4 separate regions of the Homo sapiens genome follow, and all the other regions are linked to region 1. A link is an interaction called in ENCODE POLR2A ChIA-PET data of the cell type or tissue named here. Cell type or tissue: IMR-90. All regions are shown on one strand.

Region 1 (2,500 bases):
CAGAATTGAAGTGTGAGACCTTTAAGAGGTGATGAGGTCAGGCGGGCTTTGCCCTCCTGAATGGATTGATGCTGTTATCTTGGGAGGGGGTTCCTGGTAAAAGGATGAGTTCGGCTTCCCCTTCTCTCACACTCTCTTGCCCCTCCACCTTCCGCCATGGGATGAGGCAGCAAGAAGGCCCTCGCCAGATGTGCCCCTCGATCTTTGACTTCTCAGCCTCCAGAACTGTGAGCCAAATAAAAAGTTTCTGCTTATTGTAAATTACTATAAAAAATATATTTTTTAAAAAGGCCACACATGGTGGCTCATGCCTGTAATCCCAGCACTTTTGGAGGCTGAGGCGGAAGGATTCCTTGAGCCCAGGAGTTCAAGACTAACCTGGGCAACATAGTGAGACCTTGTCTCTACAAAAAATAAAAACAAAATATAATAATAAATTACCCAGCCTCAGATATTCTGTTACAGCAACACAAAATGGACTGAGACACCCAGTGAGGAAAGTAACCCTCAAGCGCCCCCATAACGCAGGGCTGCTTGTCTTAGGTTTGTCACCTCTCATATCTGGTCCAACCCTCCATGATGGGGGAGAGGGCCAGCCAGCAGGCGGAGGGGGTGATGGGTGAAGCTCTGTGTGGCCAGAGAGTTCATCCTTTTGGCCTTAGAGACCAGAGCCTTCTTGTTAGAGTCCCAGAGCACCTAAAAAGGCTCTGGGCTTGGATGGGCAGAGCTCTGGCCCTCAGTGACTCAGGTCCCGCCTTGGGAGGTACCAGGGGTGGCAGTAGGGAGCTTCTGGGGATTTAAGATGTGCCCCCTCATGCCACAGCCTGGGGTGAGGGATGAGAGGCTCTGAGGCCATACCCACGCTCTTGATCCTGCAAACCCACTTAAAGAATGAGGCGGCCTGCTCCACACTGGCAGCAAGAGGGAACCAATAAAGGGAAATCATTCATCGTCACTCTGTCATCAAGAGGAATGCAGATAACAACACTGTCTTCCTGTCTTTCCAGGGGCATTTGGGGAGAGAAGAAGCTGGGTCACATGCCAGGAATGCTTCAGTAACTGCATCCCAGGAATTACCAAATTAGCCAAAGCTCATGCAGAGCCATCTCCCCACTACTGCTGGGGTGCCTGACAGGGAGAGGTTCTGGAGAGCCTGGAGCTCCCTCACCAAGAAGAAAGCATGAGGAGGGGAGGGGCTGGGGAAGGGGAGGGACCAGGAAACTCCTCCTCTCCAGAGTCTGCCCCTGGGAGAAGAGGGCAGAGTGCCACCCAGACACCTCGCTTGTCCACTCATGCTTGAGGGTGTCAAGTTGTCTCTTGCAGTGCAGACAAGCTGCACCAAAGTGTCCACACTCTCCTTAGCCAAGCTGAGGGCAGGGAGAGTGGGTGGCTCTGTGGCCAGGGCTAGGACCTTCTTCAGGGGCTGCTGAAGGATAGCAGAACATGCCACCCCCAAATATGTCACTTGGGCGTAAGGACTGTTTTGAGCTGAAGGCAACTGAGAAGAAGCAGAGAAAAGAAAAGCTCTCTGCCCTCCCCCTATTTGCCTAAAAGCAGGATATAAATTTATAAGGGTGTTCCTCCTCCCCTCTCAACCAGGAAGGACAAAGGTTGATCACAGAAGACAACGTTAGAACCTTATCAGCCTGGAGATGGCACAAAGGAATCTACATAACAAGCGCTGCTAACTGGCCTTTGTCTACCATTAGTTTCCCATTGATTTGTCTTCCCACAATTTGCCATCCCCAGAGACTCCAAGTCCTTTTTCTTTGTCTCATTGCTTCTTTTAAATTGTATGCTCTTGGTTGAAAATGCTATGTAAGCCACAGTTCTAAGCTACCTCATTTTTTTCCTTTTTGAGACGGAGTCTCGCTCTGTCACCCAGGCTGGAGTGCAGTGGCGTGATCTTGGCTCATTGCAAGCTCCGCCTCCCAGGTTCACGCCATTCTCCTGCCTCAGATTCCCGAGTAGCTGGGACTACAGGCGCCCACCACCACGCCCGGCTAATTTTTTGTATTTTTAGTAGAGATGGGGTTTCACCGTGTTAGCCAGGATGGTCTCGATCTCCTGACCTCGTGATCCGCCCGCCTCGGCCTCCCAAACTGCTGGGATTACAGGCGTGAGCCACTGAGCTGGGCCTCTAAGCTACTTCTTTAAGCTTTTCTCGTTTTCCCTGAGTATCTCCCATGAATACATTTTATACATGTTAATAAAGTTCTGTTTGTTTTTCCTTGTTAATCTGTCTCCTGTTACCAAGGTCCCAGCTAAGAACTCAGAAAGGTAGAGGGAAAATTGTTTTTTCCTTCCTTACACTGGGAAACCAAGTCAAGCCAGTCATTCCCTGAGGTGCTCTAATCTCAGCTTCATGACCAACCAATGACCCTCCCACCATGAAGGTCAGGTGACTTCAAAGGAACCCCCTTCCTGGGAGGGCTCTCAATGACCCAACCATTCCACCAGTCACTGTTGGGACTCCCTGGTTTCCTCAGGTACCTCTTCT
Region 2 (2,500 bases), 71 kb before region 1:
CACACCACTGCACTATAGCCTGGGTGACAGAGTAAGACTCCATCTCCAAAAAAAAAAAAAAACCTTAACAAATTTAAAGGAATAGAAATTATACAATGTCTGCTCTCAGACCACAATGGAATTAAACTGAATTAAACTACAAATCAATAACACAAAGATAACTAGAAAACCCCAAAATATGTGGAGATTAAACAACACACTTCTAAATAACACATGGATCTGTGTTGTTAGAAAAATGTCTGAAGAGAAATGTTAAAATACTTTGAACTAAGTGGAAGTGAAAACAAAATTTAACAAAATTTGTGGGATGTAGCAAAAGCAATGCTTAGAGGGAAATTTATAGTATTGAATGCATGTATTAGAAAAGAAGAAAAACCAAAAATTAATCATGTAAGTCTGCACCTTAGGAAACCAGAAAAAGAAGAGTAAATTAAATCCAAAGTAAGTGAAAGAAAAGAAATAATAAAAATTAGAGCAGAAGTCAATGAAATTGAAAACAGAAAATCAATAGAGAAAATCAAGGAACTCAGAGCTGATTCTTTGAAAAGATAATAAAATTGATAAGCATCTATCTAGGCTAACTAAGAAAAAAGAGAGAAAACACAAATGACTAATATTAGACACAAAAGAGGAGACATCACTACAGATCCTATTGACATTAAAAAGGACAGTAAAGGAATATTCTGAATAACCCTATTTCCACAAATTTGATTACCTAGATAAAATGAACCAATTACTTGAAAGACAGAATTTTCCACAACTGACATGAAAAGAAATAGAGTCTGAATAGGCCTATATCTATTAAATTGAATCAGTGATTATAACTTTTCAAAATAGACATTGCTAGGCCCAGATGCGTTCACAGGTGAATTCTATCAAATATTTAAGGAAGGAATTATGCCAATTCTTTACTAATCCCTTTCAGAAGATAGAGGGCAGGGGACACACCTCCTAACTCATTCTATTAGGCCAGTGTCATCATAATACCAAAACCAGACAAAGACATTACAAAAAACGAAAACTACAGACCAATATGTCTCATGAACATAGTTGTAAAAATCCTCAACAAAATGATAGCAAATTAAGTCTAACAATGTATTAAAAAATTATACATCGCAACCAAGTGAGATTTATCCCAGGTATGCAATGCTGGCTCAATATTTTAAAAATCAAATAATCTATCACATCAACAGCTAAAAAAGAAAAGTCACATAATCATGTCAATAGATGCAGAAAAAGCATTTGAGAAAATTCAACATCCATTTATGAAAATAATTCTCAGTAAACTAGAAATAGGAACTTCCTCAATTTGATAAAGAGTATCTACAAAAAACCTACAGCTAGCATCATACTTAATGGTGAGAAACTAGAAGCTTTCCCACTAAGATCAGGAAAAAGGCAAGGATGTCCTCTCTCACCATTCCTTTTCAACATTGTAGTGGAAGTTACAGCTAATGGAACAAGACAACAAAAGGAAATAAAAGGTATACTGATTGGGAAGGAAGAAAAAGAACTGCCTTGTTCACAGATAACATGATTGCCTATGTAGAAAATCCAAAAGAATCAACAAAAATTCCTGAAACTAGTAACAAATTATAGCAAGTTTGCAGGATAAAGGTTAATATACAAAAGTCGATTACTTTTCTATATACTGGTATATATACCAGCAATGAAAAAGTGGAATTTGAATTTTAAAACACATGCTTTCAAAAAGCATGCCTTTCTCTCTCTTCCATTGACCAAACATTTGGCTAGAAATTGTAAGATTAGATGAAATGAATTTACTTCTCTTCCTTCTCAAACTACGTGTGTCAAAACTCATGATGATAGAAGGATTATTTGCATTATAAAATAAAATATTACTGGTAAGGTCAAGAACACACACATATATAATGACTTCACATTAGGACGCCGAAAGATGACATACTTAGGTATAAATCTAACAAAATATGTACACGATCTAAATGAGGAAAACAACAAACTGATGAAAGAAATCAAAGAAGAACTTGGCTGGGCGTGGTGGCTCATGCCTGTAATCCCAGCACTTTGGGAGGCCAAAGCGGGTGCATCACCTGAGGTCAGGAGTTTGAGACCAGCCTGGCCAACATAGTGAAACCCCGTCTCTACTGAAAAATACAAAAAATTAGCTGGGCATGGTGGCAGGCGCCCATAACCCCAGCTACTCGGGAAGCTGAGGCAGGACAATCGCTTGAACCTGGGAGGCAGAGGTTGCAGTGAGCTGAGATTGCGCCATTTCCCTCCAGCCTGGGCAACAAGAGTGAAACTCTGTCTCAAAAAAAAAAGAAAGAAATCAAAGAAGAACTCAATAAATGAAGAGATTTCCCGTGGATAGGAAGATCAATATTGTCAAGATGTCAGTTCTTCCCAATTTGATCTTTAAATTCCATGCAATCCCAATAATAATTAGAGAATGTTATTTTGTGGCTATCAACAAACAGTCTAAAGTATATATGGAAAGGCAAAAACCTAGAATAGCCAA
Region 3 (2,500 bases), 160 kb before region 1:
GAGCTCAGGCAGTCCACCCACCTTGGCCTCCCAAAGTGCTGAGATTACAGATGTGAGCCACCATGCCCGGCCTCATTTAACAAAATCTTAACAGAAATCTACTCGAACTAGATCCTAGGGACACAGCTGTAAATAAGACAAACTCAGTTTCCACTTTCTTTCAGCTTACACTTTGGTAGGGGGATGTAGGCAATCAAATAATCATTGAAGTAACCGTGTGTCCTGGTTATTTATTGCTGTATAAAAAATCATCTCAAAATTTGGTGGCTTAAAACAACAATCATTTAATGGGGATTGACTGGACCCGAGGAGGTGGTTCTTGTTCAGCGTTTCTCATGCCATGGCAGTCAGACAATGGCTGGGGCTAGAGCCAGAATCATCTCGAAGCCTTGCTCACTCACATGTGTGGTGGTGGATGCTGGCTGTCAGCCAAAATATCTACAATGTGGTCTTTCTATGCGACTTGTGCTTTCTCCCAGCATGGAGGCTAGTTTCTAAAAGCAAGCTAGGCAGAAGTGTGTGGCATGTTTATGATCTAGCCTTGGAAGTCACATAGCTTCACTTTTGATGTATTCTGTTGGCCAATGCAGTCACAAAGCCCAACCCAGGTTAAAAAAGAGGGAACATAGACCCCACCACTCGATGGGTGGAGTGTCAACATCATGGTTCAGGAAGAGCATGTAGGATGGGAAATATCATGGCAGCCATCTGCAGAAAGTACAACTTGCCACACTATGCATTACATGTATAGCGCTTAGATTAGTGCCTGGCACTTAAAAAATATTCGTCAAAGTGTTAACTATTTGCTTTTAGATGCTTTGAAGGAAAATCAATATGATTTCTGATAGTTCCTTGAAAGTCCAAAACTTTATGCAAATGTGAGGGCTTTAAAATCTGTGTTTCATGGTACCTTAGTCATTTTAACCGTAAGCGTCCCAAGAGTGGAGACTATGACTTTTCACTTTTTCTGGATTATTTTACCCTTTGACTTAACTCCCTCTGGTTGATTATATAGGTAGGATATTAAAGAGATGCCAAGATGCCATAGGTTAGTCTATGAGAATGAAACTAGAAAATCAACACATAATGGGTGAAGTCATGTGTATATGTGTGTATGTTATGTATTTATGTATTTCATATGTGTGTATATGTATGTTTGTACATATATATTTCAGTAACCTATTGCTGTTTAACAAACCACTCCAATATGTAACAACATAAAATGACAACCATTTATTTTTCAGGATTCCGTGAGTCAGGAGCTTGGCCAGGCTCAGCTGGGACACTCATCTTTGCTTCACCTCATGTCAGCTGCAGCATCTTAGGAATGCAAGACAGCCTCATTCACATCCGGCGGCGGGTGCTGGCTGTCCACTGGGTGCCTTCGCTCTTTTTCAAGTGGTTTCTCATCCTCTGGGGTTTCACTGTCTCCATGTGGCCTCCCTAGCAAGTTGCTTAGATTTCTTTACGTGGAAACTGGCTTTCTAGAGGGTAAAAATGGAAGCTGCAAGGACTCTTATGGCCCAGAAGTCCCAGAACGTCACTTCTTCCACAAGTCATAGGGCCAGCCAAGATTCAAGGGGAAGGAAACAGACTCTGTCTCTTCATATTTCAATGGGACAAATTGTTGCAGCCACCTTTGGAAACAATCTACTGCAATACACTACAGCAGTGGACATCTGGGCCCTTACCAGGTGCCAGACGCCGTACTAACAGCTTTATACGGATGAACTCATTTAATCCTCCCAAACTCCATGAGGTAGGGTCTGTTAGTAACCCCAGTATGCAGATGAGGCAAATGAGGCAGAGAGAGTTTAAATAACTTGAGTTACACAGCTCGTTTTTGTGCTCAGAGCCCATGTTCTATGTGCCATTCCTGTGCTCTATTGCTGTTCCTCTAAGAGTTGACGTGGCTCACAGGCTGGGGCAGAATAATCAATATAATATGAATAACAGCAATTTAAACTAACTGTCTATGGAATGCCTGCTAGCAAGCATGATAGCTTTATGAAACTTAACTTCTTTGCTGAATCTTCATCTCCACCCCAGAGCCTTGCAAGCTAGCTCTCATCCTTATTTTGTAGATGAGAAAACACGTGCAGAGAGGTTAAACAATTTGGATATTTTACCCAAGCAAAACGTAATGGCAGCCCACTAAGTTCCATTAACTAATCTGGGGATAGGATGTGTGGATGCAGGGACAATGGGACAGCCCCTCCAGCACTGCTGTGGGGAGCAGCCTAGATCCGCAAACATCTCGGCCCTGGCCAGGGTGAGATTTGGGGTGGTGAGAGACCACTGCAGCCCTCCATGGACCAGTCAGTACCTGAGATTAATTCCTCGCTTGCTTGGGTCCTCGTTCTGACTATAGCTCATCTCCCTGCGCTGGGAGACTGCCAGGAAAAGGTGTGCAGGGATCCCGGGCTACTGGGCAGTTGTTTCGCAAGGCTCCTTGCCTAGAATGCCTTTCCTCCATCCTGGCTCACAGGCCACCTCCTCA
Region 4 (2,500 bases), 230 kb before region 1:
GAAACTGCTAGAACCTAGTTATTGTCTTTCAGAAGAGTCTGAAAGGCCTGGTCTGGGTGCCAGAGGTGTTGTCCAGAAAAAAAAGGCCTGGTAGACAATTGGAGTTTGACTGTCTTCCAGTTTAAAGGCTAGAAGCCTGGGAAAGGAGCTGGTCTTCCACTGTTTGTGCTGGAAAGTCTGTGAAAGCCTCAAAGGGTGATGGAGAGATCTGGGCTTGCAGGTTTCTACGGTTATTTCTTTGTTTAAGGAATTCTATGGGATGGAACCTTGAAACATCTTTGGAGTGGGTAGGGAGAAAGTAGTGACCCACAGCCTCTGTCCAGTTTTATACTCTCAGAGTCATATACCTGCAGATATTTATTTTTGTTTGGTTGGTTTTCTTTTGAGTTTTCCTGAAGGCACACTGAAGCTATGGTTCTTGTTTGTGCAGATGTAAATAAGAAAAGCCTTTGCCCTCCCCACAGAGGAAAAGTAACTGGCCGCTTAGGGGGATCTGCTTGCAACTGTAGCCCTGCATACTTGTGGTTGCCTTCTTTGTGGAGAAGCTTGGTTAATAGTGTAGGTGAGGCAAAACTTTTTCTCTATTCTTTTATGTTCTGTGCCTGAAGCCTATGGATTAAACTGACAAAAGAGAGATTAACAGGAGAAAAAAAGGCTTGCAAACTTACTGAATGTTTTTAATTTTATGTGCAAGAATTACACAGAAAACAAGTGAAAACCCAAACAAGTGGTTGGACCCAGGGCCTAAATGTTGTTTTAATAAAGGGCAATAAATTGTGGAGAAGTAACTACACAAAGGAAAAGGGGCTTGGGTTCCCAGTGGAAACAAATTTTGGGAAGGTAAATATATGGGGGAACTAATTGTAGAGAAGAATTTTTTAGTAAGGTTTGTTATGCAGACTCAAGTTGGGTGCAGACTGAAGTGAGAAGAGTCACGTCAGGTGATTAATAGTCTTCTCTTCCTGGTATGGGAGAGGGAGACACTTTTACAAACGGGAATTTATGTTACTTTTACAAAAGGGAACTCTATGCTCTGCTTTCAGAAGAAAGGGGGAGGGCAGAGAGTTTCTCCTGAGCCTGCTATTTCTTAATTGCCTTCAGCTGAAAATAATCCTAATGCCAAACTAGTATATTTTGGGGTGGCATATTCTGATCCCCTTCCACAGACTGTAGGAATCTGTCACTTTTACTCATTATAGGGATCTCAAGAGAAGGAAAGGAAATGCAATAGGTATCAAGATAATATATACATATACATAATATATACAAAAAAGTATTTTTTTTTTGAGACACGGTCTTGCTCTGTCCCCAGGCTGGAGTGCAGTGGTGCGATCTCGACTCACCGCAACCTCCACCTCCTGGGTTCAAGCAATTCTAATGCCTCAGCCTCCCAAGCAGCTGGGATTACAGGTGCCTACCACCACGCCCAACTAGTTTTTGTATTTTTAGTACAGACAGGGTTTCACCATTGTATTTGTTAGGGTTCTCTTAGAGGGACAGAATTAATAGAATATATATATATGTTATTAAATATTAACTTACACAATCACAAGGTCCCACAATAGGCTGTCTGCAAGCTGAGGAGCAAGGAGAACCAGTCCAAGTCCCAAAACTGAAGAGCTTGAAGTCCGATGTTCCAGGGCAGGAAGCATCCAGCATGGGAGAAAGACGGAGGCTACGAGGCTAAGCCTGTCTCCTCTCTTCACGTTCTTCTGCCTGCTTTATATTCTCTGGCTGCTGATTAGATGGCACCCACCCGGTTATGGGTGGGCCTGCCTTCCCCAGCCCACTGACTCAAATGGTAATCTCCTTTGGCAACGCCCTCACAGACACAGCCAGGATCAATACTGCAACCTTTAATCAAATCAAGGTAACACTCAATCCTGATCTAAAGTGATCCACCTGCCTTGGCCTCTCAAAGTGTTGGGATTCCAGGCGTGAGCCACCGTGCCTGGCCAGTACCAAGCTAATATTAATAATTAGCAGTCTGTTCTAAAAATGCACTCAGAATTTGTTTCAATCAGGTATGGTAAGACATGCAGACAGAGAAATGATTATCATGAAGAAAGAAGTTTGCCCTCACAGACGCCTAGAGACGGTTGGCATGCCACACAGAGAGACAAGGGGACACACCCACGCTGGTCAGGAGGCAGAAGCGGGGAGCATGGCCCAGAGGCTTTACTGGGGTTTTCACAGGAAGGAATGAGCCAGGCAGGGTAGGTACACTGAGAAAGTTTAGGACTGGATAGTTTGAATAATTTCAGGGGGCTCTGGGCAATAGGGGGTGTTCCTTAGTTGTTTGGTGCCTGGCTTTGGAGTGATTTAGGGTGGGGAGAATATTGGCCTGATGTGTGGGAGTTTGAAAAAGGAGATGATTGGGGTGTGGGCTCTGGGTTGATTGGTTTGTATATTAAACATTTGTATGTTAAACATTGGCAAGCCCTGGGAGGAGCAGTCTCTTTAGGATCAAAGCCTCAAATGCCAGAGCAATAAGAATACA

The links. Peaks named below come from ENCODE experiments on the same cell type or tissue, not always from the same donor. Only the 100,000 strongest peaks of a DNase experiment are listed, where the experiment ranks them.
Region 2: POLR2A ChIA-PET joins it to region 1 with 20 read pairs; 5 of 35 experiments call an interaction of 5 or more read pairs at or near these places.
Region 3: POLR2A ChIA-PET joins it to region 1 with 16 read pairs; 3 of 35 experiments call an interaction of 5 or more read pairs at or near these places.
Region 4: POLR2A ChIA-PET joins it to region 1 with 11 read pairs; 9 of 35 experiments call an interaction of 5 or more read pairs at or near these places.

What each region holds. Positions count from the first base shown.
Region 1 is chr2:47,064,645-47,067,144 of GRCh38, reverse strand. All of the region lies in intron 19 of TTC7A (tetratricopeptide repeat domain 7A), which reads right to left. Among named protein-coding and RNA genes, the nearest start is that of STPG4, 89 kb to the left of the region's middle. RefSeq lists an enhancer at 199-757. In IMR-90, no CTCF peak of the experiment used is centred here; a DNase peak (open chromatin) is centred at 1,034; H3K27ac peaks cover 1,825 bases.
Region 2 is chr2:47,135,956-47,138,455 of GRCh38, reverse strand. The region is part of intron 3 of STPG4 (sperm-tail PG-rich repeat containing 4); the gene reads left to right. Among named protein-coding and RNA genes, the nearest start is that of STPG4, 18 kb to the left of the region's middle. In IMR-90, no CTCF peak of the experiment used is centred here; no DNase peak of the experiment used is centred here.
Region 3 is chr2:47,220,068-47,222,567 of GRCh38, reverse strand. The region is part of intron 3 of EPCAM-DT (EPCAM divergent transcript); the gene reads left to right. It overlaps LOC105374588 (a long non-coding RNA gene), which reads right to left. Exons shown (of 2, transcript XR_940063.3): 2 at 1,211-1,484. Among named protein-coding and RNA genes, the nearest start is that of CALM2, 45 kb to the right of the region's middle. In IMR-90, no CTCF peak of the experiment used is centred here; a DNase peak (open chromatin) is centred at 1,327; H3K27ac peaks cover 495 bases.
Region 4 is chr2:47,293,802-47,296,301 of GRCh38, reverse strand. All of the region lies in intron 3 of EPCAM-DT (EPCAM divergent transcript), which reads left to right. Among named protein-coding and RNA genes, the nearest start is that of BCYRN1, 40 kb to the left of the region's middle. In IMR-90, no CTCF peak of the experiment used is centred here; no DNase peak of the experiment used is centred here.